Linked DNA regions of Homo sapiens: all the other regions are linked to region 5. Evidence: chromatin loops called from intact Hi-C (ENCODE). Cell type or tissue: mammary epithelial cell. All regions are shown on one strand. Links, peaks and the distances in the headings refer to the core of each region. The heading gives the core; the rest is flanking DNA. Region 1 has its middle 3.4 kb from the start of CASQ2. Region 2 has its middle 33 kb from the start of VANGL1. Region 3 overlaps CASQ2 (calsequestrin 2). Region 4 has its middle 34 kb from the start of NHLH2. Region 5 overlaps SLC22A15 (solute carrier family 22 member 15).

Evidence for each region. A loop is a pair of places that touch in the nucleus more often than their neighbours do. Peaks named below come from ENCODE experiments on the same cell type or tissue, not always from the same donor. Only the 100,000 strongest peaks of a DNase experiment are listed, where the experiment ranks them.
Region 1: it touches region 5 in a loop (10-fold over the local background); 3 of 110 quality-filtered maps call a loop at or near these places.
Region 2: it touches region 5 in a loop (13-fold over the local background); 11 of 110 quality-filtered maps call a loop at or near these places.
Region 3: it touches region 5 in a loop (6-fold over the local background); 12 of 110 quality-filtered maps call a loop at or near these places.
Region 4: it touches region 5 in a loop (9-fold over the local background); 80 of 110 quality-filtered maps call a loop at or near these places.

The regions. Positions count from the first base shown.
Region 1 is chr1:115,769,148-115,775,118 of GRCh38, forward strand. No RefSeq gene overlaps it. Among named protein-coding and RNA genes, the nearest start is that of CASQ2, 3.4 kb to the left of the region's middle. RefSeq lists an enhancer at 2,620-2,879. In mammary epithelial cell, for the core only: a CTCF peak has its summit at 2,905; DNase peaks (open chromatin) are centred at 2,164 and 2,844; H3K27ac peaks cover 1,386 bases.
Region 2 is chr1:115,605,708-115,611,678 of GRCh38, forward strand. It overlaps the pseudogene RN7SL420P. Among named protein-coding and RNA genes, the nearest start is that of VANGL1, 33 kb to the right of the region's middle. In mammary epithelial cell, for the core only: a CTCF peak has its summit at 2,632 (motif pointing right); DNase peaks (open chromatin) are centred at 804 and 2,614.
Region 3 is chr1:115,703,099-115,709,039 of GRCh38, forward strand. It overlaps CASQ2 (calsequestrin 2), which reads right to left. Exons shown (of 11, transcript NM_001232.4): 9 at 2,094-2,194. Among named protein-coding and RNA genes, the nearest start is that of CASQ2, 63 kb to the right of the region's middle. In mammary epithelial cell, for the core only: CTCF peaks have their summits at 2,559 and 3,904 (motif pointing left); no DNase peak of the experiment used is centred there.
Region 4 is chr1:115,804,252-115,810,222 of GRCh38, forward strand. No RefSeq gene overlaps it. Among named protein-coding and RNA genes, the nearest start is that of NHLH2, 34 kb to the right of the region's middle. In mammary epithelial cell, for the core only: a CTCF peak has its summit at 3,688 (motif pointing right); a DNase peak (open chromatin) is centred at 3,690.
Region 5 is chr1:115,978,488-115,984,458 of GRCh38, forward strand. All of the region lies in intron 1 of SLC22A15 (solute carrier family 22 member 15), which reads left to right. Among named protein-coding and RNA genes, the nearest start is that of SLC22A15, 5.0 kb to the left of the region's middle. In mammary epithelial cell, for the core only: a CTCF peak has its summit at 3,088 (motif pointing left); no DNase peak of the experiment used is centred there; H3K4me3 peaks cover 1,082 bases; H3K27ac peaks cover 1,421 bases.

The sequences.
Region 1 (5,971 bases), core at 34-5,033, 210 kb before region 5:
ACTGAATTGTTAAATCACCCCAGGGTGGTAACTCAGCCTGTCCCCTCACGGTGGTTGTTCATCCTCTGTTCCTCACTGCAACATGGAACAAAATGGAGCCCCGAGGTAGACTTCTTCATGTTCTACTCCTGTCTTTTTCTGCCTTCCCTCCTCTCTTCTTAAAAATCCTCTGCCAGCCACTGGGCGAGGGGTGCAGGGACACCCTGCTGAACCCAGCTGACACCAGAAGAACCTGTCCTCATTAAACTAAAATGAAACAAGGTTCACAGTTCAAATCCCTACTCTGCCTTTTAACAGCTAATGAACTTTGGAGGGTCACTTGCCCTCTCTGATTCTCAGTTCCCCTCTATGTAAAGTGGGGCTGATAATAACCATAAAGTTTCAAACACATAGATGAAAAAGCATGGCACAAAATAGGTGCTCAAAAATAGTAGCTATTATACTTACTTCTCATTGGAGCTGGTGGAACATTGGTTATATAATGGATATTTGTCTGTTTCTAATATGAATGGTTTGTGAACCCTTTCTTGTCCATTTTCTCCTTGAATCCAGTAGGCAATTGGGGCAAAAGGGATCAGGGCTCATCCTACCGCTGAGCTAACAGCAACTTGTCTGAGTTTGCAGCATTTCTAACTGCCGGAGCAAGAATCCAACCCTGCCTCAAAGCTGCTGCTCCTGGCTGTTTTGCCTCTGACTCTGGGTGATTCCCTTGCAGACACCCCTTTTCTTAAGTACCTTCTTGACCATCTCTTCCAGTCCAACCCTAGTCCAGTCATGTCTCTCCACTCTTCAAAGGCATCTAGGGCATTCATGATTCTGACCAAGTTTTTGTTCTCCTTCAGTTATAAATCAGCTTTGGAAAGACAGAGTACTCTGTCATGCACAGCTTCTGCAGGGGCTAGAAGGCAAAGAGAAGATCCGTGGCCTCTCTGAGTAAAGCAAGGCTCCCCTGCAGTCAGACGGCCTTACACTGAGAGTCAGGCTGATAAGGGGTTGTCTTGATGCTACACTCTCATGTGCAGAAAGTTGGGGCCTTGAAGAACCCATCACTAAAACCCTTGACGGTATTCCGTTCTTTCTAATGGTGTAGTCTCTAAGTTTTCAAAAGATGGAGCCAAGAATATCCATTCTAAGGTGCACTTAGCTTTCCAAGTCAGTGGCAAGCATGCAAGATCTCTGCTTTCTTTAGGAAATTTAAGGGGAAAAAGATTTCCGAGTGAAACAATGTGTGTCTTGTCTTTTTGAGGTCAGCCTCCCCAGACTGTTCCCAGTTGTCTCGATCTCACTGGGTTACCTTTATTTAGAATTTGCTCCACTTTTCTTAATATGTAAGTAGGTTTTTTTTAACTGTTACTGAAAAATTGGAAGCTATTTAAAGTCAGAGTCTTTTAATTTCCTTCTGACTTATAATTGACAAAACTATAAGGGAAAAGAAATAATTTTTTAAACTTTAGTTTAGCCTTCAACTCTGGTTTACTACAAAAAGCCCGAGCTGTGGAAAGTTCCTGCCCCTAGATCATGGACTCGATTTGGGCCAGGCAGCCCAGCCCTGAGGACATGCAGCCACTGACATATGCTGTGGTGATCAGGTTTCCCCCAAGCATCCATGGTAGATATGAGGTCTACATTCATGCCCCACTCTCAGCAAAAGGTAGGTTTTCATAGTTTACATTTAACGTACCAGGCTTATTTTCTGTCTGCCTTTCATTTTCCTATTTTTGTTTTTCCTCTGTCTTATTGCTCACCAACTTTAATTTTTTTTTTTTTTTTTTTTTTTTGAGATGGAGTTTCGCTCTTGTCGCCCAGGCTGGAGTGCAATGGCGCGATCTCGGCTCACCACAATCTCCGCCTCCCAGGTTCAAGCCATTCTTCTGCCTCAGCCTCCCGAGTAGCTGGGATTACAGGCACGTGCCATCACGCCTGGCTAATTTTGTATTTTTATTAGATACGAGGTTTCTCCATGTTGGTCAGGCTGGTCTTGAACTCCCAATCTCGGGTGATCCGCCTGCCTTAGCCTCCCAAAGTGCTAGGATTACAGGTGTGAGCCACCAGGTCCAGCCAATTCATTTATTTTTTAAACAAAGAATGCTTCACACATTTCTGAGTCAACCTTACATCCTGCAAATCAGCTGTTTTGTTCCAGCTTTAGCTGCGCCCCAAGCCAATGTGTCATGTACTTCTAGTTTATGTGGTTGTGCTGAAATGTGTGCATTTTTATGTGCCATTAGTAGGTACTTTTTGTTTTGTTTTTAAACAAGAAGGGGTAGAACAAAACACACAAATCAATACAAATAAATGTTTATTGTTGTCACAATATATGCCGTAGGCCCCTTGTTTTGCTAACCATTTCCAGTCCTTCACTGTGAGTGGCCGCCAACTACAGTCCCTTAATCTAACCTAGCTCATTTACTTTGTTTATTCTTGACAGGTGGCAGAATGATTTTTCTCTCAGACCATTTTATCTACAAAGAGAAACGTATGTGCTCACGCCTCCCTTCGAAGGTCTGCAGGTCTCCATTTGGGCGCCTCTGAGGTGCCTCAGAGAAAGAACCGCCCCCAGAAAGGCAGGAGACCTGCGTTCCGCCTGCCTGTGTGATTAGGTCAGGAGCCCTGAGGCTCGGGCCCTAGCACTTCCAATTTGTGAAAGAGGGTTAGAGTCACCAAGCTCCTAAGGCCCCCTTTCTGGCTCTAAGATGTTAAAATCTGTTATAAGATTTTCTTTTACCAGGATAGGCCTCAGCCCAACACACAGTGTGATGAAGTCTGATGAGTGTTAGCTGCGGAGGAGGGTTTTGATGGGCGTGACTCCGGACGAGTCCAAGCTTGCCTCTTCTCCAAGGCAAAGATCGCCTACAATGTCACTGCTGCCAAAGGACCCTTCTTTGGCTAAAATACTCCACCCAGTGGACAAAACAGAAAATGGCCTATTTCTTTGCTCCCGTTCCTGGAAGGAAGCACAGCCTATTGGCCTGGTAGAAAGAGTGCAGAAATGCTCGGGTCTAGAGCCCTGTGCTCCATGAGCCTCCAGCATCCTCTGGCCAGATCTAAACAAGCCTGTTAGCAACCCCAAGGCCCTCCTTTTCTCTCAACTTTAACAGGTGGTCCCTGGAGCCTTCCTGCCTCCTCTGCACCAGGAAACTCCTCAACAGAAACGAGCAGAAAGAGATCAATGCTATCCTGAAAAAGAGCCCCAAAGCTCCACCGATATGATTCCAGGTTTTGACAAATGTCACCTACTCAAGGAGGCCCTCAGTGTAGACCAGGAGCGGACACTCACTCCCCTTACACACTATACTTCTCCTTGGAAACACTCCTCTCACGGGAGATCCTTCTCCCTCTCCCCGCTGAACCTCATTGCTTCAGGGGCAGCATCTGTTCACAGCATCCTCATAGCAAGTAGTAGTTCTCATTAAATGCTTATTAAATAAATCTGTAGCATTACTTTGTGTCCGGGCCCGGTGGCTCACGCCTGGAATCCCAGCACTTTGAGAGGTTGAGGCGGGAGGATCACCTGAGGTCAGGAGTTTGAGACCAGCCTAGCCAACATAGCGAAACCCAATCTCTACTAAAATACAAAAAGACAGGCATAATAGCACCTGCCTGTAATCCCAGCTACTCGGAGGCTAAGGCAGGAGAATCGCTTGAGCCTGGGAGGCTGAGACTGCAGTGTGCCGAGATTGCACCACTGCACTCCAGCCTGGGCAAGAGAGTGAGACTCCATCTCAAAAAAAAAAAAAAAAAGCCAGGTATTTTAACAGCAGCAACAAGAGAAGGAGAGACAGAGAGAGAGAAGGAAGGAAGGAAGGACAGGGGAAGGAAGGAAGGAAAGAAGGAAGGAAAAATTTAATTCAGTAGACAAGAACAGATAAATGGAAAGCTTAGGGCTACTTTGTCCTGGAACTAGGGGGGAAATACAGGGTTCTCAGGGGTAGCAGTAAAAGAACAGAAAAAAAAAACCCTAATATGGAGGTCATATCAAAGGGTCCAAATGGAGGGTATGGTAGGCGGAATAGTGCCTTCCCATTCCCCCACCCCCCATCAGGATGTCCAGTATAATCCTCAGAACCTGTGTGTGTGTGTGTGTGTGTGTGTGTGTGTGTGTGTGTGTGTGTGTGTGTGTTGTCTAATATGACCAAGGAGTCTTTGCAGATGTGATTAAATTACGGATCTTGAGATGGAGAGATTAGCCTGGATTATCCTGGTGGATGCTTGTGAAACAGAGGCAAGAGGGTCAGAGTGAGAGAAGGAGATGGAGGATGGAAGCAGAGGCTGGAATGACACAGGCCAGCAGCCAAAGCATGTAGGCAGCCTCTAAGAGGTAGAAAAGGCCAGGAGAGGATTTTCCCTGAAAGCCTCCAGGAGGAATGCAGCCCCACAACCCATTTTAGACTTTTAACCTCCATAACTATAAGATAATACATTTGTGTTGTTTTAACCGCTAAGTCTGTGATAATTTGTTACAGCAGCAATGGGGAACTAATAGAGGGTGACAGTGAAAACCGACTCCTAAAGTGACAAAAAGCTGCCTATCCTATAGCCTCAGCTGTTTTATCTGCAAAGTAACCTGTACCTTCACCTAGCCCCATTGCCTGTACCAAATAGATGAGAAAACAGCTCGGCACAGTTCAGTTGATAGGGTCATTTACATTTATGGTTCCTTTGATCCTCACTCCATGAGGGAGCTGGGACATATGTCTCTTGAGGCAGGTCACTAACACCTCTGAAGGCCTCTAAAATAATCTAGATCCACATTCTCCTACGTTTTTGACCTTTCTTTTTTATGTTAATATACCATCTCTCAATATCTCTCCTTAGGAGTTTTTTTAAAGTTGCCGTTTTTGTGTAATATATTTAAAAAGAAATGATTTTCAAATATGTCTAGGTTGACATATTATTACAGACTCTTATAAAATTCATTTTAATATCATTCTTAATAATCATTATATACAGAATGAAGATAAATTATACTTTGCCAGTTTATAAATGATTCATTGTTTAATTTAATTAAAATAGACAACAGAAAGGTTGATTTGTTAGCAAATGTTTAAATGGCATATTGGTTTAGGAAACAAATATATATGAGAAATAAAGATTGAAGTTTTTCCTTTTTTTAATTTTTTTAATTGAGAAATAATTGATATACAGGGAATTGCACATATTTAAAGTGTGACATTTGATACATTTGGGCATATGCATACATGCATGAAACTATCACGACAATCAAGATATTGAATATATCCACTGCCTACAAGTTTCTTGAGTCCTTTTATAATGCATCCTTCCCTCCTCCTCCCACTAGTCCTTAGGCAACCTCCAATCTTTTTTGTCACTATAGATTAGTTTTTATTTTCTATAGTTTTATGTAAATGGAATCATACATTACCTATTCTCTTTTTTTTTCTTTGATGTGGCTTCTTTCACTCAGCATACCTATTTTGATATTCAGTAATGTTGCCTATATTGTCTTTCATTTTTATCACTAACTAGAATTATATGGTATCAACATATACAATTTGTTTATTCTTTCCCCATTAATGGAAATTTGTGTCATTTTTACACATAAAGCTAAAATTAAAATCTGTGATTCAATCTAGTTAATATAATGTGAATAAGTATGAATCAAAGTAGGGGTGTTTTGGCATATTCCATTGTTCTATATTATACTGTTTCTTGAAAAGACTCCAATTCTACTGAATTGCTTTAACATGTTTGTTAAAAAGTGGTCACCCAGCCAGATGTGGTGGCTCATGCCTGTAATCTTAGCACTTTGGGAGGCTCAGGCAGTCGGATCACTCGAGGTCAGAAGTTCATGACCAGCCTGGCCGACATGGTGAAACCCCATCTCTACTAAAAATACAAAAATTAGCTGGGTATGGTGGTGCACGCCTGTAATCTCAGCTACTCCAGAGGCTGAGGCAGAAGAATCGCTTGAACCCAGGAGGCGGAGGTTGCAGTGAGACAAGATGGCCCC
Region 2 (5,971 bases), core at 262-5,261, 370 kb before region 5:
TCCACCACACCAGGTTGCCTCTACACTTTGGACTTCAATGAAACCCCTCATTGTGGAGTATGGGATCTGGCTTTCTGAGCAACCAATGAAGTCCCTATATCCTGGAAATGTAGGGTATTGAGTATGAATTGGGTATGAATGTTGACTAATGGGAAGTGGGAGATGAAAAAGGCAGCTGGGAAAATAAATTTCTCCTTCTTTCACTCTCCTACAGTTACGTCTGAGGTGAGGTCCCTCATTGCAACCTTTCTAGGGAAATTTAACCCACTGAGTGAACACAGCTGCTGGGTAACAATTGCCTGTTCATGGCTCATGGTGAAGTAGTATGTGGCACAATTGGGCACTGCATCGTATTGCATCAAATGCTACCTTGCCTCATCTCTTTTCTCTCACTTTCACTGCCCTGTGCTTATGCTTTCCAAACATGTGAACATCTTAATTATTGTGTCAAGCTCTGCCTTCTAAAGGACCTGGGCTAAGACAACTTAAAAGTGAATGATGGTGAACATGCCACATATAAAAACATTTGAAATGTAGCTAGAACTATCTAAGAGGAAACTTTATGCTTAAAATATCTAGATTAGAAAAGAAGAAAAGGTAAAAATTGATGAGTTAACTATCCAATTAGGAAGTTAGAGAAGGAATAATAAAATAAATCCAAAGAAAATAAAAGGAAAGAAATAACAAAGTTAAAAGGAGTTAGTGAAATGAAAAACAAAGACATAAGTCAATAAGCCCAAAAGTTTGTTCATTTATAAATGCTGCCGGGCACGTTGGTACTCGTCTATAGCCCCAGGTACTCAGGAGGCTCTGAGGCAGAAGGGTCGCTTGAGTCCAGGAGATCTGGGTTGTAGTGTGCCAGGCTGATAGGATGTCCACATTAAGTTCAGCATCAGTATGATGATCTCCAGGGAGCAGGGGACCACCTGGTTGCCTAAAGAGGTGTGAACTGGCCCAGGTTGGAAATAGAGCAGATCCAAACTCCCACGTGCTGATCAGTAGTGGAATTGTGCCTGTGAGAGGCTGGGCGCCATGGCTCACACCTGTAATCCCAGCACTTTGGGAGGCCAAGGCAGGTGGATCAAGAGGTCAGGAGTTCAAGACCAGCCTGACAAACATGGTGAAACCCCATCTCTACTAAAAATACAAAAAACTGGCCAGGCGTGGTGGTGGGCATCTGTAATCCCAGCTACTCTGGAGGCTGAGGCAGGAGAATCCTTGAACCCAGAAGGCAGAGGTTGCAGTGAGCCAAGATCGCACCACTGCACTCCAGCCTGGGCGACAGTGCGAGACTCCATCTCAAAAAAAAAAAGAAAGAAAGAAATCGTGCCTATGAATAGCCACTGCACTCCAGCCACACAGCATGGCAAGATTTCATCTCTGTTAAAAAAAACAATTAATTAATTAATTAATAATAAATATAAATACTTTAGAAAAGTCTGTGATAGAATGATCAAGAAAAATAGAAAAGGAACAAATAAATGAGTAATGAAGAGAGGGACAAAACTGTAGCAAAGATTTAAAAAATAGTAAGCAAGTATTTTAAGTAAATCTTATGCCAATACATTTGAAAACCTATGTGGAAATAATGATTTTCTGGTTATAACTTCAATACTGACTCAAAAAGAAATAGGAAACTGGAACAGAAGTTAAATCGGGACTTTTGATTCTCATTGGCGAACTGCAGCCACCTAAAGAAAGATCTCTACAGACATCCTCCAAAAACTATGCAGATTAATGAGGAGAACAAATAAGATTACTCTTAACCCACATCTATATTGGAAGATAATTTACATATATGTGGCTATAAATCTCCGCAAGGAGCAGACCCAGCTTTAGAGCCCCCTTTGGAGTGGAGAATCAAGCAGGGATTTTGTGTAAGAAAAGTGCAACAAGATCCAAGCAGTAGCAGAAAATAAATAACTGTCCCCAGAAGCTGGGCACGGTGGCTCATGCCTGTAATCCCAGCACTTTGGGAGGCCAAGGTGGGCGGATCACGAAGTCAGGAGTTCGAGACCAGCCTGGCCAGCATGGTGAAACCCTCTCTCTACTAAAAATACAAAAATTAGCTGGGTGTGGTGGTGCGCTCCTGTAATCCCAGCTACTCAGGAGGCTGAGGCAAGAGAATTGCTTGAACCCAGGAGGCGGAGGTTGCAGTGAGCTGAGATAGTACCATTGCACTCCAGCCTGGGTGACAGAGCAAGACTCCGTCTCAAAAAATAAAAATAAATAAATAAATACATACATACATACATAAATAAATAAAAACAGTCCCCAGAGTACAGCATCAGAAGAAGAGCCTTCCATCCTAGTAGAGAAATATTGACAATACATTTGAGACTAAGTAAATCTGAGCAAAACAAAGAGCCTTAGAGAGTGTGTGAGCCATAAAAACTTCAGGGAGAGAGCGAGGTAACTTGGAAGGAGGCATCCCTTAAAGGCTTGGTAGTGAAAGAAAAGAAGGAAGAAATATCTGAATTAAGTGTCATCAGGTACAGTATCACGAATCACTAGCATGCCCTTTCTCTTTCTCTCTCTGTGTCACACACACACACACACACACACACACACACACACACACACACACACACAATTCATTAAAGAAACTGAACTTCATTATATCATCAGAAGAGGGCACTGTTGAATTTGAAAATCCAGTAAAGCCTGCTGTCAGCCTGGGTTCCCACAAAAGCAGCTTGAGAACAAGGCTTGCATGCAGAGAATTTATTTTGAGAAGTGATCTCAAGGAATAGGCATGAAGGACTAGAGGAAAGGTGAAAAGAAGGAGGGAAAAAGCAAACCAAGTGTGCATTATTGCGCTAATTATTGTTGTAGGCAACTAGGGCTCAGTCTTGCTGGGAACCCTCTGTAGAGCCATGGAGAATGCAGCATTGTCTGCTCTAGGGACAGAGACGAGCATTTAATCCGCTGGTTCCCTCCCCCATTGGTTCATGTGCAGCCATGGAGGTGGACTGCTTGCATCTCCTTTCAAGAAATAACTTGCTACTTAATTAACTGCAAGAAGGGCGCTTATCTGAAAGCCTTCAGCTGAGTGCCTTCAGGATATGCTGCAGCTTTTGAACCAAAGCCATGCTCTTCTGCGGCAGCACCAGTTAATGGGTGAGCTTGGTGGGGTCCCAGGGCTTTGTCATTTCTGCTCAACATGGGCAATCGTTGTTCCAAAGCTCCGTGTTAAGACTGTGACAGATCTGCTTCACCATTTGAGGCTCACCCCGCCCAACCCTGTGTGTGTCCTTGCCTGTTTTCTTTCACAGGTGTCTGAACTGCATTGTGGTCTGAAGAATTTTCCTACCCAGTCCTGCTTCTCTCCCTCTAGCCCACCTTCTTTTAACCTTTCATGAGAGTTATATCCAAATAAACCACTTGCACTCCTACCTCCCTCTCAGCATCTGCTTCCTGGAAGACTCAATTGATACAGTCAAGGATTACCTAATGGGGGTTAACTCCCTCATACTTCCAGGTTTACACATGCCTCAGAATGGTTGCATAGGCTGTAGGCATATCACATGGCAGTGCCAGAGAAACTCCAGGAAGAGTATGCAAGCTAGGTATGCAACACTAGACGTATGCAATGCAGTGGAAGCCAGATGTGGTCAGCTTATTCCTGTGCCTGGCTGGTCACCTCAGCAATGACTGGCATAAAAAGGGTGAGTTCAGAAGATGTGAGGCCAGACTCAAGAGGTGTCCAATACAACCAAAAAAAAAAAAAAAAAGGAGAGAGAGAGAGACAGGGTTTCATTTTGTCACCCAGGGTGGAATACAATGGCGTGATCATGGTTCATTGTAACCTCGAACTCCTGGGCTTGTGGCATCCTCCTTCCTGCCTCAGCCTCTCAAGTAACCAGGACTACAGGAGCCCACCACCATGCCTGGTGAATTAAAAAACAAATTGGTAGAGATGGGGTCTCGGCTGGGTTGCCCAGGCTGGTCTCGAACTCTTGACCTCAAGCGATCCTCCTGCCTCAGCCTTCCAAAGTGTTGGGATTATACAGGCATGAGCCACCATGCCTGGCCCAACGAACTACCCTTTGTGTTTCAGATTCCTGCCTAACAGTATGTCCAAGCTGTTACAGAGCCTTCAGCAGCCAGACTTAACACACAGATGTAGCAAATAAACTAGAATGTGCACTGCTGCAACTGGTGCCCAAGCTATAACTTATATTCATCCTGCCCCCACCCCCACCACCCCCAGATGTCCCTTTTCCTCAGCTGGCACCTCAATGGGTCTAGTTTGCCTGCCTGGTGTGGTGCTTCAGACCTTAATCTCTGAGGGGTGCTTGCTGGGCCATAAAAAGGATATTCCTGGGTTCCAGATGCACTTCTATTGTGTAGCAGAAACCCTATCTCTTCACGGTAGCTAGGGCCAACCACCCCTACCAATACTGCAACTTCTTTCTTTGCCTGCTGCTCCACTGACACGAGGATCCCAAAATGAGATAGTGGTTATAAAGCTTCATTTTCAGTGGAGCCCTGTGTCTCCCAGTGGCATGCACGGAATCTTTCCTACCTCTCCATCCCTCAGTAAACAGCCAGCCAGGGCAGCAAAATGTCAGCCACCTCTCTTTGCAGAAAAATACTTCCCTTATGTCTAAGATTGGCATTCTTTGGGCTGCTCAAATTTAACTTGAGAGCAAGGGAACCCCACCACATTGGCGAGAGGAGGAGAAACTCTAGTGTTCTCTACTCCTATTGGTTCCCTTTTAGGGTCTCCTTCCTTCCTCAAGGACTCACTACTTTCTCTTTACAGTCCTGAGGTGGGTGGGGAATCTGGATCATCTCGGCCACCCCTCAGCAAACCCTAAGATGGGCCCAGTGCCTCTCTTTAGAATGAGGTAGTATTTATCATCTACTGTTTTTAGTTTTGAGGCTTCAGCACAAATTCTGAGATGACTGGAAATGTCCAGTTTAAAATGAAAAGTTGTTCAACCTCACTGTAGTCATAGCAATGTAATAAGCAATAAAGAAATGTCATTTTTGACTCATATGGTTGGCGGAAATTAATAACAGCAATAACAACCAGTGTTGGGCAGGACCTAGAGCAACTCTACAAAAGGCCAATAAGATGCAGTTATAATTTTTTTCTTTTCTTTTTTTCATACAGAGAAAAAAGGCTTTTGTACCTGGAAAATACCAATTTTAGTTCATTTTTAAAGGGTAATATGCAATATATTAAAGTTTTTATTTTAAAACCTAGATTATCTTAAACCCTTAAGTTAAACCTACAAATTTTCTTGTTCTATTTGCAGATTTATCAATAAAAATAATTTTAAAATCATTGATACTGGCTCTTTGATCAGTGTTCAACTAACTTAAATTTAATGGTTTAAATCCTTCTTAAACACTGACTTCACTTCTTAAAAAAAATCATATTTTCTTAGACATTTACAACTACAACCACAACCACAAATTTAACATATCAGATTTTTCCAGGCAAATGAAACCCCTGTTGTGGCAGACTTAACGAGCAAAATTATTCTCAGCAATTACGCTATTTTTGCAAATTAATAAATCAATCTTGTAATGTGGTAAATCAGATTCTCTTACCCATTTCAAACATTATGAAAACAGGAAAGCAAACAAAGCATATACAAAGCAGAGCAATGAAATTTTAACGATTTCGAAACTTATTACAAATCCCATATAATGCAGCCCACTCAGAAGAAATCCACATCCACTTTTTCATTATCTCTATACTTATTTGTGTACCCATCCAGGGTTATAAATCACTCCCCTAAGCTAGGGAAAAAAATCGCAATCTCCGCAGAGTGATCCAATCCAAGATGCAGGTTAAAAAGATGGCAATTTTACTGCCTGGTGTGACAGATGCAGTATCTGCGCCCTGTCTCTCTATTACTTGCCTACCTGTCTTATTGCTCACTTTTTCTACAATGTCATGTTTCTACAATGCCGTGCTGATGCACCCAGATGGGGTGATCATGTAAGCTAATGA
Region 3 (5,941 bases), core at 1-5,000, 280 kb before region 5:
GTCTTCAAAACAGCTGTGAGCACTTAGCAAATTGAAGACTTGGCCCCAGCCTTCAAGCACTTCAAATAAGCATTAAATAAAAGATGACACAGCATAAATTATGGAAACATGTGTCTGCAGCTGTAAGAGAGAAAATTATAGAGGTGGTCTAATGTTGCTTTCCAAATTACTTGTGGCTGTTTTATAGTTTATAGAGCCATTTCCCTCCACCTCTTTTTAATGTCCCAGTTTTAAAAATACCTTATCTTGTGCTACATGAGATAGCTGGGAAAGCCATGATGGGTCATAAGTTGCCAAGTAAGAAGAAGGCTTCTTCATTCAACCAGGCTTGGACTCCATGTGGACAAATCTCTGACTGGGGCAAAAATAAAGGAGCAAGGGGCCACAGGATTTTTTTTTTTAATGGAGATGTCCAGTGGTAGGAAATCTCCCACGCAAATATATGGCCTAGTGGGGACTAGGGATATTCAGGAATCTGGAAATCAGAATAGTCTGAAGATTTCTTCTTTGCAAAAACCAAGGCAAACACATAGAACTGGCCAGAAGAGAGTCTGGGCATGGTGGCTCATGCTTGTAGTCCCAGCACTTTGGGACTGGAGTCCAGGAGTTTGAAACCAGCCTGAGCAACATAGTAAGACCTTGTCTCTACAAGAAATTTTAAAAATTAGCTGGGCGTGGTGGCACATTTCTATAGTCCCAACTGCTCAGGAGGCTGAGGCAGGAGGATTGCTTGAGCCTGGGAGCTTAAGGCTGCAGTAAATTGAGATTATGCCACTGCACTCCAGCCTGGGTGACACAGTGAGACCCTGTCTCAAAAAAAAAAAACAAAAAAAAACTGGCCAGGAAAACTGCAAACCATCTGCAAGCTTGTATAACAAAATAGTCAGATAAACTAGAAACACAACCAGGCAGAAGCTATATCAACAAAGCTGTACTGTATGCAGTCTTATATGGCCATGACTTTGTTATAATTACCCAGTGCTATGACATTGGTCTCAAGTGTCATGGAAGCCTCTGCCTTTGATTCACCCCCTCCTCTACATAGGGCTGATTTTCAGGACCCTTGAGATCCCTCTCAATTTTCTCTATTTAATCACAGTATCATCAGTCATGACCTATGCAACTAATGATAATTCCTGGAAGATAAAGTCATCATTCATAACCTAATGATAACTAAACTTGTACTGATTACTTCAATAAGCATTTACCTAAAGCAGTCGGTAGACCAGGCTTTAGCATCATGTAGACCTAGATTGGAATATCACATCTATCACTCACTAGCTTTAACCTCCCCAGCTATCATTCTCTCCACCTTGTGACAGGGATTATAATAGTACCTACTTCACAGGGTTGTTGAGAGGATTCGCTGTGATGAGGCATGTAAAGTATTACTCTAGTTCCAGGCATACAGTAGAATATATCAGCTATGCTTATTATCAGTACCAGTACTTATTATCAGCACCAGAACCAGTACCAGGGTTCAATACATGTAGTGTACAAATGCTGTTTATTCTTTTTTAAAAACTAAGTATAATCAAAAGTTTCGGGCCATTGATCATGCACACTAGCAAAAGTGTGGACTTGAAGTTTCTTTCACATTCATCGTAGGCTAGACACTATGCTAGGTCCTGGGGAGAACACGATGAACATGACAGGCACGCTCGCTTTCTCTCCACAAAGTTCTGAACTCGCTGAAAAATGTTCATCTCTGATTTTTATTACTTAGTAATTCAGGTGGCCTCAGAACGATGGTCCCCACCCAGAAAATAAAAGTAGTTCTGGGGACTGGGAATGGAGTGATGAGGGGCAGCTCTGGAGCTGCTGCCGAAGGAGTTTACCCTGCTCACTTGGGTGGGACCCCGAGGGTCAAGGGTTTTCAACTCCTGGACTCCAGGGAGTAAGCCGAATCCTTTCAGGGTCAGCACCAGGCCCCAAGTTCAATACTGCCCCAAGGGCCAAGACCTCCCACACTGGGTGAGGACCGCCACTGGGTTTCTTCAAGTGCCCCTGCCTATTTCACCTCCTCAGATGCTGAACGCAATCATGAGGTTGTGACAGCAACTGAGGGTGGGGCGCTGGCTGGAGCCACTCACCAGAGGAAAGTCGTCCGGGTCGATCCACAGGATGCTCAGATCGGGGTTGTCAGTATTGTCCCGGGCAACCTGTTTCAGGATCTCCAGGAATTCGTAGCCATCTGAAACAGGATTCAAGAGAGTTGAGTAACCCCTGCACATACACAGCTTCTAATGTGGAGAGCAGAGTGTGATTTTTCCACGAGGACTTCTTAGGACATTTGGTGCTCACCCTCAATTATAGGATTATTCTATAGAATGAGTCAGATGAGAGCTCCAGGCACAGAGCAGATTATACAAAGGAAACAATAAAAAATTTGAACAAAGGATTAAAAGTTCACAGAGAACTGGCTGGTTTTTCACTGGAAGCCAAACTTCATTTGTGAAAACTGCCCAGCCTTGGGTCAGAAAGTCAGTCACGGAACAGAGAAATTCCTGCCTGTCCTTACTGATCCTGTGCGATCTCTTGAAACAGATGCTTTGCTGTCCCCTAGAGTCCCCAATAACATTTGCTCTAAGGACCAAGAATGTCTAAGCCTGGACCCTTAGTTTTCTACAACCAGGAATTGCTAAAACCTTCAAACCAAACGAGCTTCTGATTTACAGTTGGTTTCACAGCTCTGAGATAGTAAATGGGGCTTCCCTCCCTCCCTCCCTCCCTATTTCCTTGTATACTGGGCCCTCCCTCTGTTCAGTCAGCAGCAGTCATTGCCCCAGGGGTGGGATGATTCCTAAGAAAAGCAGAGAGGAGCTTTATAAGCTTCAAGAACACAAACTTGTTAGCTTTAAAAGCCTAAACCTTGAAGGACTAGGAGCATACAATTTTTGCCATAAACAAAAATTTTAGGAGAACGTTTAGTAAGAGATAGCATACTCTCAACCCTCAGCACCACTCCCCAGCCCCCAGCTAGAAACAGAAAAAATAGTTTAGATTCTGGAAGGTCCCTGAGAATAATAAACTGTGCCTGTGTGTGTGTGCGTGCGTGTGTGTATGTGTGTGCGTGCGTGTGTGTATGTGTGTGTGCGTGTGTGTGTGCACGCGTGCATGTGCAGAAACACAAGCCATGTGTGCATGTGTGTCCACGTACAGAATCTCCATTGTTTCAGGGAATCCCAGAGTATAGAAGACCCATGATTTGTTTCAGAATTAAACTCAGGCAAATGAAAAGATCCCAGAATCCCTTAGAGAACCCCCTAGTATAGGAGCACTAGGGCAGAAAAGCCTGTCAGAAGGCCCCATGGAGTTGTCTTGTCATTCTGAGGAACTTGAACAGGTAACGATGACCCATACCAGATGTGCACCCCACTCAGATATGCCTGGGAACCAGAGAGACCCTGGATCCCTTGGGATAGTGGGGTTGGGGTGGAGGACCTTAATTATCAGCCCCAGCTTCCACCACTCAGTGGTATACACTCAAAATTGAAATTTAGGTTCAGTTCTAAATAATAAAGTTACATTTCTTGCATAGCTGAATTTGTGGCTTGAAATTTATACGTTGAATACAAGTAACTCACCAGCTACTTGGGAATTCAATTAACTGTGCTTTCTTTGCACAGTTTTTCTTCTTTTGTCTGGAGTCTCAGCAAACTTGAGCTCCTCCCTATGGCCTCTGTTTAGCAAACCTCTCCTCTCTCCAGGAATGCTAGCTTTTGTTTGGCTCTTTTGGACTCTTGGTAAAAGTTTTTTTCTACACTTCTTTATCTCTAATGCATTCCAGGCAAAACGCATACTATTCTTAGCAACTCTACTTTGAGTTTTTGAGTTGGTGTAGTCACTGTTGCTAGCTCACACTGAAGATTCAGGCTGAGCCCCCTTAGGCCTTATTACCTGGGAAGCACAGCGACCTCTAGTGGAGAAATAGTTCCTTTTTTTTTTTTTGTCTGTTGCCCAGGCTGGAGTGCGTGGTGGGATCATAGCTCACAGCAGCCTCGACCTCCCAGGCTCCAGTGATCCTCCTGTGTCAGCCTCACAAGTAGCTAAAACTACAGGTGTGTGCCACTATGCCCAGCTAGTCTTTTAAATTTTATTGTTTTATTTTGTGCAGACAGGGGTCTCACATTGTTGCCCAGGTTGGTTTTGAACTCCTGGGCTCAAGTGATCCTGCCTCAGCTTTCCAAAGTGCAGGATTACAGATGTGAGTCACTGTGTCAGGCCTAGAAGGGGTCTTTATGGCCGGTGGCCACTTCTTGCAGAAATACAGAGTGGACCTCGGTGATCTTTTAATCCGTGCTCATAACCATATTGCAAATGAGATTATGACAAACACCGGAGACTGACAGGGCCCTAAGCATTAGACTTCATTTATCTGTCATTGCAGGGCTGGGGGTGAGGTGGGGTAGGGGCATTACTCCTGCTGCCTGTAGGTGGAACTGAGAAGGTCCTGCCCCTCCAGTGTATCACTGACTGACGTGTGGACACTATGGGTCGTCCTTTGGCCATGTGTCTGTCACAGGAGAGGGAAATATGGTGCCACCTTGGTTATCTGTAGAGATAGAAATCATAGTACAAAGACCACAAGGAGGAATTCCTCCAAAACAACTTCAGTTACTGTTTTTAGCTGCAGAAAATAAAGAAATGATAATCAATGAGGTGACACTGCCAGTACTTTGGAAGATGAGAGAGAGTCAAATGTAAAAGGGACATGACAAAACTGAAATTCACAGAGAGGATGAAATGCAAAAACACAGACTCAAATGAAAGTAGAAAGTAAACTTGTGGTGCAAGAGACTGATTCACATAAAGGAAAGGAGAGTCTAGGCAGGCACAAGTGTTGTGGAGGGACAGGATCTGTGACCCAGAACTATAAGCTGAATACACAACGGAGCACTGTTGTTTTCTTATGGGAAAAACTCTCTTAACATTGAGATTCATCAAAAGGAATGTGGTATACAAGAACTTACCTACTACGTTCCTATTTGACATTCTAGAGCAGGTTAAGAGATGAAAAGAAAAACTGAACTGTGCAAGAAAAATCAAATGGGTTGTAGTTTTTTTGTAAACGAGTGAAGTCAAAAGTGTGGCTTAATGCCCATTTTCAAGAAAATAAAAGGTTTTTGTAAAGAGAATATTCTTTGTGTCTATGGAGAAGCAAAGAAATCCCAAAAACCATTCCCAGAATAAATTAATAAATAAGGTTGACATTAAAGCTGAAAAAGTTTCCTCTAGATCCAAGGGCAGGTTTCTGATGTTCAGGGTGATGAATTCTGTAATGGACAATGTCTCTGACCCCAAATACTTTCAATGACAGAACAGAGCCCATTCTTCAGGGAGTCAGCCCAGAATGGCCCTTAAACACACAGACTCTGGGGCCAAATGACCTTGGCCAAGGTCGTGGATGTACCCTTAGAGTGTGACTTAGAGCAAGTTATTTAATGTTTCTCTCCTCATCTTTAAAACAGAGATGATGAAAATGATAGCATCTACTTCGTCGGGTAGTTGTGAGTTAAATGAATCAGTATCTCTGAAGCACTTGGACAGTGCCTGGCATATAGTAAGGTTTAGCCATTATTTTACTTAAATTACCTGACATTCTATATTCAAAGGCAAGGAAGCTGGCTGGAACTCCCTAAGCCTGGCCATTCCTCTGCTCATTTACCACATCGGTATTACGTTCAGTGATCTGGGCACTGGGAGTGGGGTAGAGGCAGTCTTGGATCCACGTGGTACATGCTGACAGAAAACTATATCACAAAAGTGTACAGCGTGGGGCAGCTCCTTCCAGCTCCTGTTGCCGATTCTGTGACCAAAGGCTTCAGGGATGGCTGTGCCAGCTGGTGAGACCACGAGAACCGTGCCTTGATAACTGGGTCAGGGAAAGGTTTAATTCCTTTGCTTTTAAGGCATTAGCTTGTGTGGATATTCCTGATCA
Region 4 (5,971 bases), core at 635-5,634, 170 kb before region 5:
TAGAGATTGAGTTCAATCACTTGGCCAATCATTTAATCAATGATACCTATGTAATGAGACCCTAGATAAATACTCTGAACACCATAGTTCAGGGGAGCTTCCTTGTTGGTGAAGAGGTTGATATGCTAGGAGGCTGACACACCCAGAGAGGGCAAAGAAGCTCCAAGCCTTTCTCCCAGACCTTGCTTTTCTCTTCCATTGGGGTGTTCTCCGATTGTGGCTTTTATAATAAAACCGTAATTTTAGTGTGCTTTCAGTAAATTCTGTGAGTCATTTTAGTAAATGACTAGAATGTGGTCATGGGAACTCCTAAATTTGTAGCCAACTCAGATAGAATTGCAGATATCCAAGGACACTACTTTCAGCTGACATCTGAAGTAAGGGCAGTCTTATTGGGGACCTTGCCCTCTAACTTGTGGTATCTAATGTTAACTTCGAGTAGTTAGTGTCAAAAGCAAATAACTTTGCCCTTAACTTGTAGAGTCTGCCCTAACTGTGGGTAGTTAGTGTCAAAATTGAATTGAATTCTAAGATATCCACTTGGTGTTGGAGAATTGAGGTTAGAAAGTAGCAAATCATAATAAATCACATTAATGAGTACTCATTCTATGCCAGGTACTGTTCTGGATGCTTGATATGATCACCTCATCTAATCCTCACAAGAAAACAATGAAGTAGATATCATTATCATCCCCATTTTACATGTAGGAAACTGAGGCATAGAGGGAGTAATTTCAGTGTTATACAGCTGACAAAACTGGATTTAAACCTGTTTCCTAAACCACTACCCACACAGAGTCATACTACTCAGCCCTGTCTTCTTGATCCTCAGGCAGCTGAAGCAACACCAAAAAAGTCAGACTTGAAGATTCTGGGCATACTGATGGCAAATGTTCAGAAACATGGAAGAGATTGCTTCTGAGACACTTCATAAAACAGGCTAGGATGTGGTTGCCAGTTCCCCAAGAATTGAAATATGCCACATGCCTCACCTCCACTCAGGTATTAAGTGTGAAACACCTCAGACCCTATTAATCAGACCCATCACCAGAATCAATATTCGTTAAACAGCCATGTGCATGAACAAAAGCTAATCACAAAGAAGACATAGATGCTACTCCCACGTTGGTTCTGCCCAAAAGGAGAGATAACACTAATGGAGACAAACCTTCCTTCCTGTCTTGAGAAGAGGGAGGGTGGAAAAAAGGCCCACTTATCTGAATGGATTTGGAGCACTACACAGCTGCCCCTATGCCCTCCTCATATCTCTTCATATGTAAAGTATTTTCTATTTGGAGGACAGAGCAAGACTAGATTAACGGCAGGTCTGATGACCCCTATCTTTAAAGGGCCTTAACCTCTCATAAAAATACTTAATAGAGTTCTTTCCCTTTAATTGCATGCCACAATCTTTGGGGGCCCTTCTATCTCTATGGATGCTCTGGGCACTAGCCTCCCTTTGTAATGTGGTTCTGCCTGAGTGTGGAATCAGCTGATGAGGCCAGGGGTCCCAAGGCAATACACCATCTGGCCAAGGTCATGGGTGGCAGATTATCAATTAGGAAGCATGGCGGGGAGGATGTTGTGTGGCTGGGGGTGGATCAGCCATTAGTAAGGGAACCAGTGTAGGTGTTGCAGCAGATTAATACACAAATCTTTGCTCTCAAGGGATCCTGCATGAAATCTTAGATTTGGTCACTAAGAGCTTTCAGAGGTAGAAAATGGAGCAACTGCATTAAAACATGAGCATGCACTTAGAGCAGTGTTTCTCAAACTTTAATGTGCATGTGAATCACCTAGAGATCTTGTTAAAATGGCTTTGGATTCAGTGGGTCTGAGGTGGGCCTGAGATTTTGCATTTATAATAACTCAGGAGATGCCAGTGCTGCTGGGCCATGAACCACTCTTAGATGCAAAGGCTTAGAACACATCCCACCTTGTTCCCTGCTTCCCTCTTGAAGGTTTCACCTGTTGGAACCTGGTTTCTATAGCCCTGCCTTCCACTCCAATTCCATAGATTAAATAAGGTCCCTCTCGCATGCTAATGTATGTTAATCATGAATAAGAAAAGCCAGGTTCCTTTTTTTCTCTTTTGCTTTTCACTTACTTTTTAACTGTACCAGTAATACATGAATATATCTGGAGTATTTCAGCCAACCCAAACATCATATCATTTAATCTACGAGTTCTTTTTTATCTATCTTTAACATAAAGACTCTAAAAAACCACACACACAATACCATTATTATTCTCAACAAAGCTAATAATAATTCCTTTATGTTGTTTAATATCTAGTCTATATTCAATTTTAAATGATTGTCCCAAAAATGTCTTTTTATAGTTAATTTGTTTAAATCAAGATCTAAATCATAGCTACACATTGCATTTGATTGATTTGACTTTTAAATCTCTTTTAATCTCTAACGGTTTCTCTTATTTCTTTCTTTTGTTATTTCATTCAATTTATTTGTTGAAAAAACTAGGTTATTTGCCCTGTAGAATTTCTCTCATTCTGAATTTGCCTGATTGTATCCACATGGTGTCATTTAACATGTTCCTTTATTCCCTGTATTTACTGTAAATGAGTAGTTAAATCCAGAGACTTAACTAGATTCTGTACCTTTTTTTTTTACAGTAATACACTAAATGGTATGCTCTAAAGCTGTGTGCTTTGTATCTCCATCACATTGCAGGGAACACTATTACTGGTTGTTTCACTTTTAGAGATATTGGAATTGATCATTGGGTTCTGATGCCATTTAGCTGAACCATGTATTATAAAGTCTTCCATCAACCTTTCACTTAGTGGTTTTAGATGTCATGGATAACCCTTGTTTGCACTCTTGAAAGTGTTTCTCTGGCATGCTGTGCTTCCCTAGTACCACAGTTTATTCCTTAATTTTCTCTACTTGATGGTAAATTCCCTCAAGGCAGGTTCATATCTCTTCCTGTCTTCAGCACCTAACCCGATATCTGGCATATAGTTGGTATTCGATAATTATTGAATGAATGAATTCTGCCCCTAACATCTCCTGAAACCAATGGATGCATGCCATAAATTGGCTCTTAGGTTACATATGTCTAGGGTGTTTCAGGGGATTTTAAAGCCCTGCTAATATCAAAGGCATTCCTTCTAGAAATTCTGCCACCCTATTGGACTCAGTATGGGCCTCAGAAACAAGGTAGTATTTTAGCCATGACTGGGTTTCCCAAGTCCATGGTGCCACAGAGGAGATAAGGAGAGAAAAGGAAGGGATACTTTTATAGAGCCTTTCCCAGTTGTTGAATTAAGAAAACACATCTCAGGGTCAGACACATGGTCACTGGCAGAGACTCACTGAGGATACAGATAAGCACATACTTTGGGAATGAAGCAAGGAGATACTCCAGGTAACAATGTTTTGTATAACAGTTGGCTGACTTGAACCCTGATATCTCATTTCAGAGTGGAGGGGTCACTGATGCTTGCACTGAACTTTGTCCTCTCTTCCAGAAGTCTTTGAATCTAACTAGGACTTTAAAAGGCCCTTACGTGGAACTATTCCACTAATGGGATGGTAGATGGCCTCTGAACTTCTTTAGTACAATAGTGACAGGGGAGAAAGGGGGTGGTTGCTCGAATAGCCTAGCTAAGATCTTAGCTTTTGTAAACTGAAGGCTTAAGGACATCATGCCCAGTAGGGGGAGCCCTTATCAACAAAGATACCTGTGGGATGTTGGAATGAACAGGAAATGCTAGGAGGGTTTGCTGAGGTCCTGAAGACACCCTTAAAACAAATATGTAAGATTAAAAGGAAACTGCTAACTTTCCAAGTTCCAAATTCTACCAACTTTGTTGTCTTCCCTATTATTCCCATTGCTAATGTGAGCCTACACACTGATACCCAAGCCTAAACTGTAAAACAGTGGTTCTTACCTGGAGGCAATTTTGCTCCCAACTATCCCCTAACCCCCAACCCCCTACCCCTTATTCTCAGGACACATTTATCAGTGTCTGGAGACATTGCTGGTGATCAGACACCTGCACAACAAAGAATTATCTGGCCCAAAATGTCAATAGTGCTGAGGTTAATAAATCCTGCCTTAAAACAATATTTTATTTGTTTGCAAGTTACAATGATATTGAATTGTACAAACTCTCCAACTCTTAGTTTCTCATCATTCTTCTGTCTTTCATCTGAATTCCTAAAATCACACTCTCAAATTTCTTGAACTCTTCATTCAGAGTTATCCTGTAAATAGTTACGTAATATCCTTGAAAATCACATGTCCCAGATGTGTTTCTCTCACTAGACAAGTCTCCACCCCATCATCCCCATCCCAAGTTCCTTCTTTCTTTCTTTCTTTCTTTTTCTTTTTTCTTTCTTTCTTTCCTTTCTTTCTTTCTTTCTTTCTTTCTTTCTTTCTTTCTTTCTTTCTTTCTTTCTTTCTTCTTTCTTATCTCTTTCTTCTTTCTTTCTCTCTCTCTTTCTTTCTTTCTCTCATGTTGTTTTTTTATTATTATTATTATTTTTTTTTTGAGACGGAGTCTCACTCTGTCGCCCAGGCTGGAGTGCAGTGGCACTATCTTGGCGCACTGTAAGCTCTGCCTCCCCGGTTCATGCCATTCTCCTGCCTCAGCCTCCAGAGTAGCTGGGACTACAGGCACCCACCACCATGCGCAGCTAATTTTTTGTATTTTTTAGTATAGACGGGGTTTCACCGTGTTAGCCAGGATGGTCTCGATCTCCTGACCTCTCATGATCCGCCTTCCTCGGCCTCCCAAAGTGCTGGGATTACAGGCGTGGATCCTACTTTCTACTTACGTATCTAAATTTTGTTATATATGGACCTCCACCTCTTACAAGACATGAAACAGCTCATAAGTTTGAAATCATAGTTTTAAAAAGCTATGTACTCTTCCCATGAAAGCCTCCAAACTGTTAAGGCAAAGCTTCAGATTCAAGTTTCTTTTGGTTTCTCTTCACTCCAGCATGTGATCTGGAAATTATTTCTTCCTATAGATGGTAGTGGAAGAGGAGGTGGTAGTAGAAGGCACACTTCCCTCTCTATATTATTTCCTTAAAATTACTGCATTTTCTTCCTCAGGATCCTGGTCAGACATGGACTGTTAGATCTTAAAGGGACCTTACCAGCCTGTGGTGAATATAGCAAACTGCTTGACTCAACCTCCACCCTGTCACCTCCTGGTCTGCTTCCTGTACTGTGAGTGCTGGAAAGTTCAACATTTCATTTCTCAAGCTTTCCTTGCAAGCAAGGTCTTACATACACTTAGGTTCTGCCATTTACATGCACAAGTGAGATTTGAATAGTGGAAGCAAGGCAGAGGCTGCCTTCCTGTCCCATTTGCTGTTGTTGCTGGTAAGCAAGATTGAGGACAGAGGGCATGTACTGTGGTAGTGTCTGTCCCTAGCTTCCTGGCATCAAGAGGTGGTGGAGGCAGCAGAGGATGTGGATCCTTGGGTAGCAGGCATGGCGGCGTGTCTTTGAACTCAGCAGTTCCAGTAGTGGCTTTCTGGAGGCCCATCCTAGAATCCCGTCCTCCCACCCTTTCAATCACTTTGTATTACTTCATTTTCTGTATTGCATTTCTGTGTGCTTATAATAACCAACTTTCTGTATTCTGCATAGAACACTGCCTCTACGAGGTCATAAACAATGAAGAAATTCCTGTCTTGCTTGCCACTAACCTAGGTGCAGAACTGAGGGCCCCAACAGTAGTGGAGAGTGGGAGATAATGAAGGGAAAACCAAGCCAGGAAGTGGCAGGGCCAGGGGAAGGGAGTATGCTGTTACATGTGCTGTTACACTTGGTTGTGGGGAGAACTCAGAGAGGCTTTCCAAATATATACAAGGATGTCATCATGTTTACTGGAATGTAAAATGTTCATAGTGCCTAGGCTTGTCATTAAAAACAAGAATGGGCTTGGACTACATAATGAGCAGAAATACCTATTAATCTAAGTCCTCGT
Region 5 (5,971 bases), core at 406-5,405:
GATGAGTGACTGATTGTTTATCTTATAGATGTGGGTGGGAAGATGCCCTGTAGCTGTGCTTATACCAGTGGAGGAGATGCCAGCCTAGGCAAAAGTGAATCCTTCACATGCTACGTGTTTTTAAGGACTCAGTTACCCCATTGAGATACATGATCCAGGGGGTTGTAGAGCCACCCAGAGCTACCCTGGGTATGAGAGTGGATATCCCCAAAGACCTCTCTACCAAGTCTGTTGTTGGAGATGTTTTGTATTACGGCAGCTGGTCTGTGGAGTGGGAGTACTGTGGAGTCCCATTGCTCAGTTGTATCACAGGTGATTTCATCATTCTTGGGGATGAGGTTTTGCTTCCCCCAGCAGAGTAAGAAGCCCTTTTTACACAGTTGCCTTAAATGAAAGGGGGTTTTTCTGCTTTTAAAATCAAAGGAGTTTTCGTACCATTGCCCAAGGAAGGGGCAGACCAACAACACAGCAACAAGGCCAGAGAGAGGGAGCCTCTGCTTCAGTGGGAGCCTTCTCCCCATCTGCGATTTGATAATGATTAACCCCAGCTGAGAGGCACAAAACCAGAAGGACAGAGGTGGAAATTTTACAGGCCTTTTAACATTTTCCTTCTTCTGGGACCATTATTATTATTTTTAAAAATGATTTTCCCTTTACCCCAAACACATCTATGTTCAAACTAAGAGGACAAAACCACATAGCAAAGCCAATTCTAAAGGGTTTTTGGTTAACTGTTTTCTTGAATTATTGGTACCATCATGTAGATCATCAAAAGTTACTTCACTATCCAGTTTCCTTTGGCTAGGAGACTTGCCCTCATACTCCTTGCAAACACAATTTTTGGAATCTCAATAGCATTCAACTTTGAGATAACTAAAGAACAGATGCAGATTTTGCAGATTTTTCCTCAGCGTAAGATGCAAATGCCCTGAAAATGGTGATATGTGGTATTAATGTACATAAACAAAAAGTGAAGGGAAAAAGATTGCCTATGTAAAAATGGTTGACTTATGAATAAACAATAAGCTTTACAGTTAGAAACATTCTTACCATCAAAATGTACTTGCTCTCCCTAGGATCAGAGCTATCTGCGATATTTAAATAGGAATAATTCTATTTAGCATATTACTGTTTCTCTTCTGATGGTGATTCCGAGTTGCTGCCATCGTCACTATTTTGTGTTTGTGTATGTGTTTGCTTGTTGTCTAGGCTCTCTGGAGGAGGAGGGTTGGAATACAATTCATTGTTTCTTGATTCCTTTAGACATGCAATGAAAATGGACGTTACTTCTTTGTTCTAAGCCAGAGGCTCCTGCTTTGTCATTTTCCTCAAAATCATGAATCGTACATTATATTATAATTTGCACAGAATTTAAAGCCCCCATTTACTATCAGGAACATGTAATCTATAACAAGCATTCACCAGCAAAATTGTGATGCTGTGCTATGAATCTCATCTTAGATTCTGGTGTTCAGGAATGCATTATTTTTATATATATATTAAGTATATATATATACTTAATAACCTTATTTTTTAGATCCTGGAATGACCAGTGCATTAATATTATCCATGCAATAAATAGCTTTTCTCAGCATTTTAGAAAGTAGAATGATTGCAGAAGAGGAAACTGTAATAGTCAACACACGAAAAGATGTTTTAACTTCAGTGGTCATCTGGGACAGGCATATTAAAATGGATATGAAATACCATTTCACACTTGCTATATTAGCAAACATTAAACAATCTAACAGTACAAGTGTGATGAAATGATAAATAGAAACTATACCCCATTTAGAGAACAATTTGGCACCATCTAGTAGAATTAAAACCTAGCATTGAACTCCTAGGTACACATCCCACATTGTCCCTTGAGCACGTGCATAGGGAGATATGTGTAAGATGTTTACTGCAACACTGTCTATTATAACAAAAGTTAGAACCACCTGACTTTCAAAACAAGACTGGATAAGATGTGGTATAAATTTAATAGAATACAACGTCTGAAATAAATGAACTAGATCTATATATGACTATATGGAGGAATTTCTAAAACACAATGTTAAGTGAAAAAAAAGCAGAACAGTGTATACTATGTGACACATATTCTTAATACAAATTTTAAAAACACACAAACCAATGCTATATTTGTTTCATAAATATATATAAACAGTATAGAAATATAAGAACATGGAGTAGAAAGATCCACACCCAATTCATGAGATTGGTTGCCTCTTGGGAAGGAAGGGAAGGGGTGGGCTTAGGGGAGGGTACAAAGGAGATTGCATCTGTTATCATTTGTTAATTGTGATAGTAGTTTCATGAATCTTATTTTTTGCTTTTCCATATTAAATATTTTTAAGTGAAAAGATGGTAAAGGGAAGAAGATATGCATATCTAAGAGAGAATACTATAGTTTGCTGTATGAGAATAATGGTTCATTCTTTTTTAAAAATCAATATTCCTTTGATCAATTATGGCTGTGAATTGTGGTCCTTTAAACACAGGAGGGTGGGGTAGAGTGAGTTTTATTCAGCCTGTTTTGTTAAACTTCATGTAGAATGCTATCACAGCTTACCTTCCCTATCTGCTTATACGTGGCACCATGTCCCTCCACAGGAAATTCTTAGGTCTGATGAGATATGGCTGAGATCATAGCTGGTTCTTCTAACCTCCCTGGCATAAGCAAGTGATGAAGTTCACACCATAAGCATTAGTGAAGCTCTTGTTCAGTTATAAAAGACTAACTGTCATCCCCAGGATGTTCTCACCATCACTGAGGCTTCAGCCATGATGAGAACCTATGGTCTTACTAAGACCCTTTCATGAGTCCAAAACATGTGGCCATTTACCAGGGCTCTCTGTCAGTTTGAGCAAGTTTTATGCAGCTCCTACTGTCAAATTTTATTTCAATTAGCCCTCACACAGTGGCCTGGAGGTTGGGTCTCCTGAGGGTTTATGGTGATCTGGGAACTTTTGCCTTTCACCAGTTTAGGTGGGTGGGGCAAAGAGACAAACACAGTGGTTTGGTCAAAGAAACCAAACCCACACTGGCCCCCACACCCTCAGGAAAACTGTTGTTGTCCATAGACAGACACTGCCCCCTAGTGTAAAGCAGATAAAGTTGTTGATCTATTAGACAGATTTTCCTCCAGGGAGGCTGTAGAGATACAGGAGGCCTCCAGAAGGGTTAAGGAGCTCCTTTGAGCCTGGATGTCTCAAGAATTAGGACATTCCATGGAAAGCAACTAGACTGATACCTCTGCAGCACCCAAACCCCCAGCCGAATGCCTTCCAAGGCCATCCCTGGCTGTTTGACTTGTGCCTTGACAGTGAAGGTATTATCTTCCAAGATAGCACAAAAATAGTCATTAAAGTCACGAGGACAGGCAATGTGAATATGGCAGAAAGAACACTAGGCTTGAATGTTGTGCTACTCTGCTGCAAGATGGCATTATTAGGCAATTGTTATTAGGCAAATGACCCATCAGTCTCTACTGTGCACTTGGAAATGGCTGGATCACGAAAGTTTAATTTGTTTTGCAAGTTTAGGATTTCTCAGAGTTTCCCAATGCCCAACAATTAATTGGCCTTGGGGCAGTGTTGACCCTAGGTTTCAGAATACCAGCTTGGTTCATAACCACAATTAGAGGTTGCCTTAGAAGAAAAAGACTCTCAAATCCAAAGATGCACACAGCTCGGGACTCTCCTCTCTGACTTCTTTGACCAAACACTCATGCAAATTGATATCTGCCTTCATGGGACATCATATAGTACTCAACAAATGGCATATGGTGATTGTAGAAAAAAGAGAAAATATAGAAATTAATACAAATCACTAGTGATTCTACCACCCTAAAGTAAAGCATGCTCACATTTTGGTGTATAGCCTTCCAGACTCTTTATTATATAAATATTGTATATCCATCTTTTTTGCAGAAATGTGTATCATAACTGCATTTTGTCTCTCAGCAATGTTGTGAATGCGTTGCTATGCATGTAAAGGAACAACTACATATTTTTTAGTGGCTGTAGCATGGTATTTCAATATATGGCCATAGTATAATTTGCTATTCAGTTCTCTTGTGTTGCATATGTTATGCTTCCTCTTTTTCAAGTTCACAAACCCACGCAGCCCATGGTATTGGTTCTTTCTTCTGTTCTGACCTTTACTTCTTGCCAGTTGATTGTTTATCAGTCTTCTCAAGCCCAGACTTCTCCTGATTCCATTCATATAGTTCTACCTAGATGCTTTTTGTCCCAACTTCATGGATAAAATAGAGGTTAGCTGGTGTAAATTTTCTAAACATCGTTTCCTTTTACTTCAAAAGTTTTTTTCATCCTCACCTATCTTAAATACCTTCTCTGTTAGGGAACATGTCCAAGAGGAAGACATGTTTCTGCCCTCTTGCTAGGGATATCTTTTCACTTTTGTTTTTGATTCTATGTAATCCATCAGTTATTTCTAATCCTATCTCTTTCTGCATTCTCTGCAGAATAGCCTGCATGGTAGATATATGGAAATTGTATTAAATAGCATTAACTCTTAATAAGTGATAGAGTTATGCCCTTCTGGAGCCTTCTTTAGTTGTGTTTATCTAAGGAGAAAGTCTCATTTGGTGTTAGCACTTCTAAAAACATTTCCAAATATTTCTGTTTTAACAAAGGGAATGAGCTAGCATGAAAGAATTAGAGGAGCTTCAGTAGAAAACATTATCTAGTTGGAACTTAATATTATTCTGTTTTATTGTATTTATTCATTTTCTTTTAAAACTTCTTTTAAAATTATGAGACATTTCTGATGGAAAAATACAGAGAGTAATATGACAAACGCACATGTACTTGCTTCCAGATTTAATAAATGCAGATATTTTGCCTTATTTGTTTAATGTTGTGTCAGTCATAGTTCTACTGGAGAAGCAGGACCCCTAGGATGGAGATGTGTGTGTGTGTGTGCACGCGCACATGTGTGTGTATGTGTGTTTATGTAAGATTATATATGTATAATCGATGCATCATTCATTATGGAGATTTGACTGTATACTGTTGCGGGAGCTCGTTCAGCAGGCCCTGTAAGGCTGTTGTCTTCGTGTGTGATGTTGGAGCTTGAAGTCTGCAGGACAGGCAGTCGAGAAGGGAAGATATGATCTGGAGCCCATCAGAAGTGACTGGAATCTGTGTCATTCTCCCTGCCTCCAACCTTGATGAAGTGGCTGCCTTTCATCATAGAATTAAACATGTACCTGGGCAAGGAGTCAGAGCAGCTGAAGGAGGATCCATGGGAAGGTGGAGTGGTTGCAGCCTCGTGACTGTGCCACGCCAATGAGGTGGACCAGCACATAAGTGGTAAGCTATGTGAGGCACTAAGGCACCTGCCCCAACCTGGGCATAAAATGCAAAAACAGCTGCTCTTTCACTTTCACCCCTCTCCCAAATCTAGCCTGAAAATGTCTCCTGTGGCCCACCTTAAATAAAAACATACTAGCTAACACTTGGCATTCTAACATTGTGCATATTTTTGTAGTTCCACCTGCCAAGTGATGTCTGAATTGATATAAAATTCTATTTTATGTTAATTTACTAAAATTAAAACATTTGAATTGATTTTAAAGAAGACTATTGAGTAAATACTAGCAGACAGAAAATGGGCATGTGAAAACTAGCAAGGGGTACTCAGATGACTGAAGTTAGGGAAAAGCTGAGCTAGCCATATAATTCTTCCCAGTTATGTAAAGATATATTCTTTACTTTCCTGACTCTGATTGGGCTATTGCTTTACCAAATAATTTCTTTTCCTGAGTTTTGTTTTCATTAACTCCTTAGCAGCCTTTACTACCTGCTCAAGTATCATATTAACAACCTTTTCCTGATTCTCCTAGGTGGAATTCACATCTCCATTCTTTGTGCTCTCATGAACTTCATTCCCAGTATGGCTAATATAGCATTCATCACAATCCACCTTGTATTTACAGCT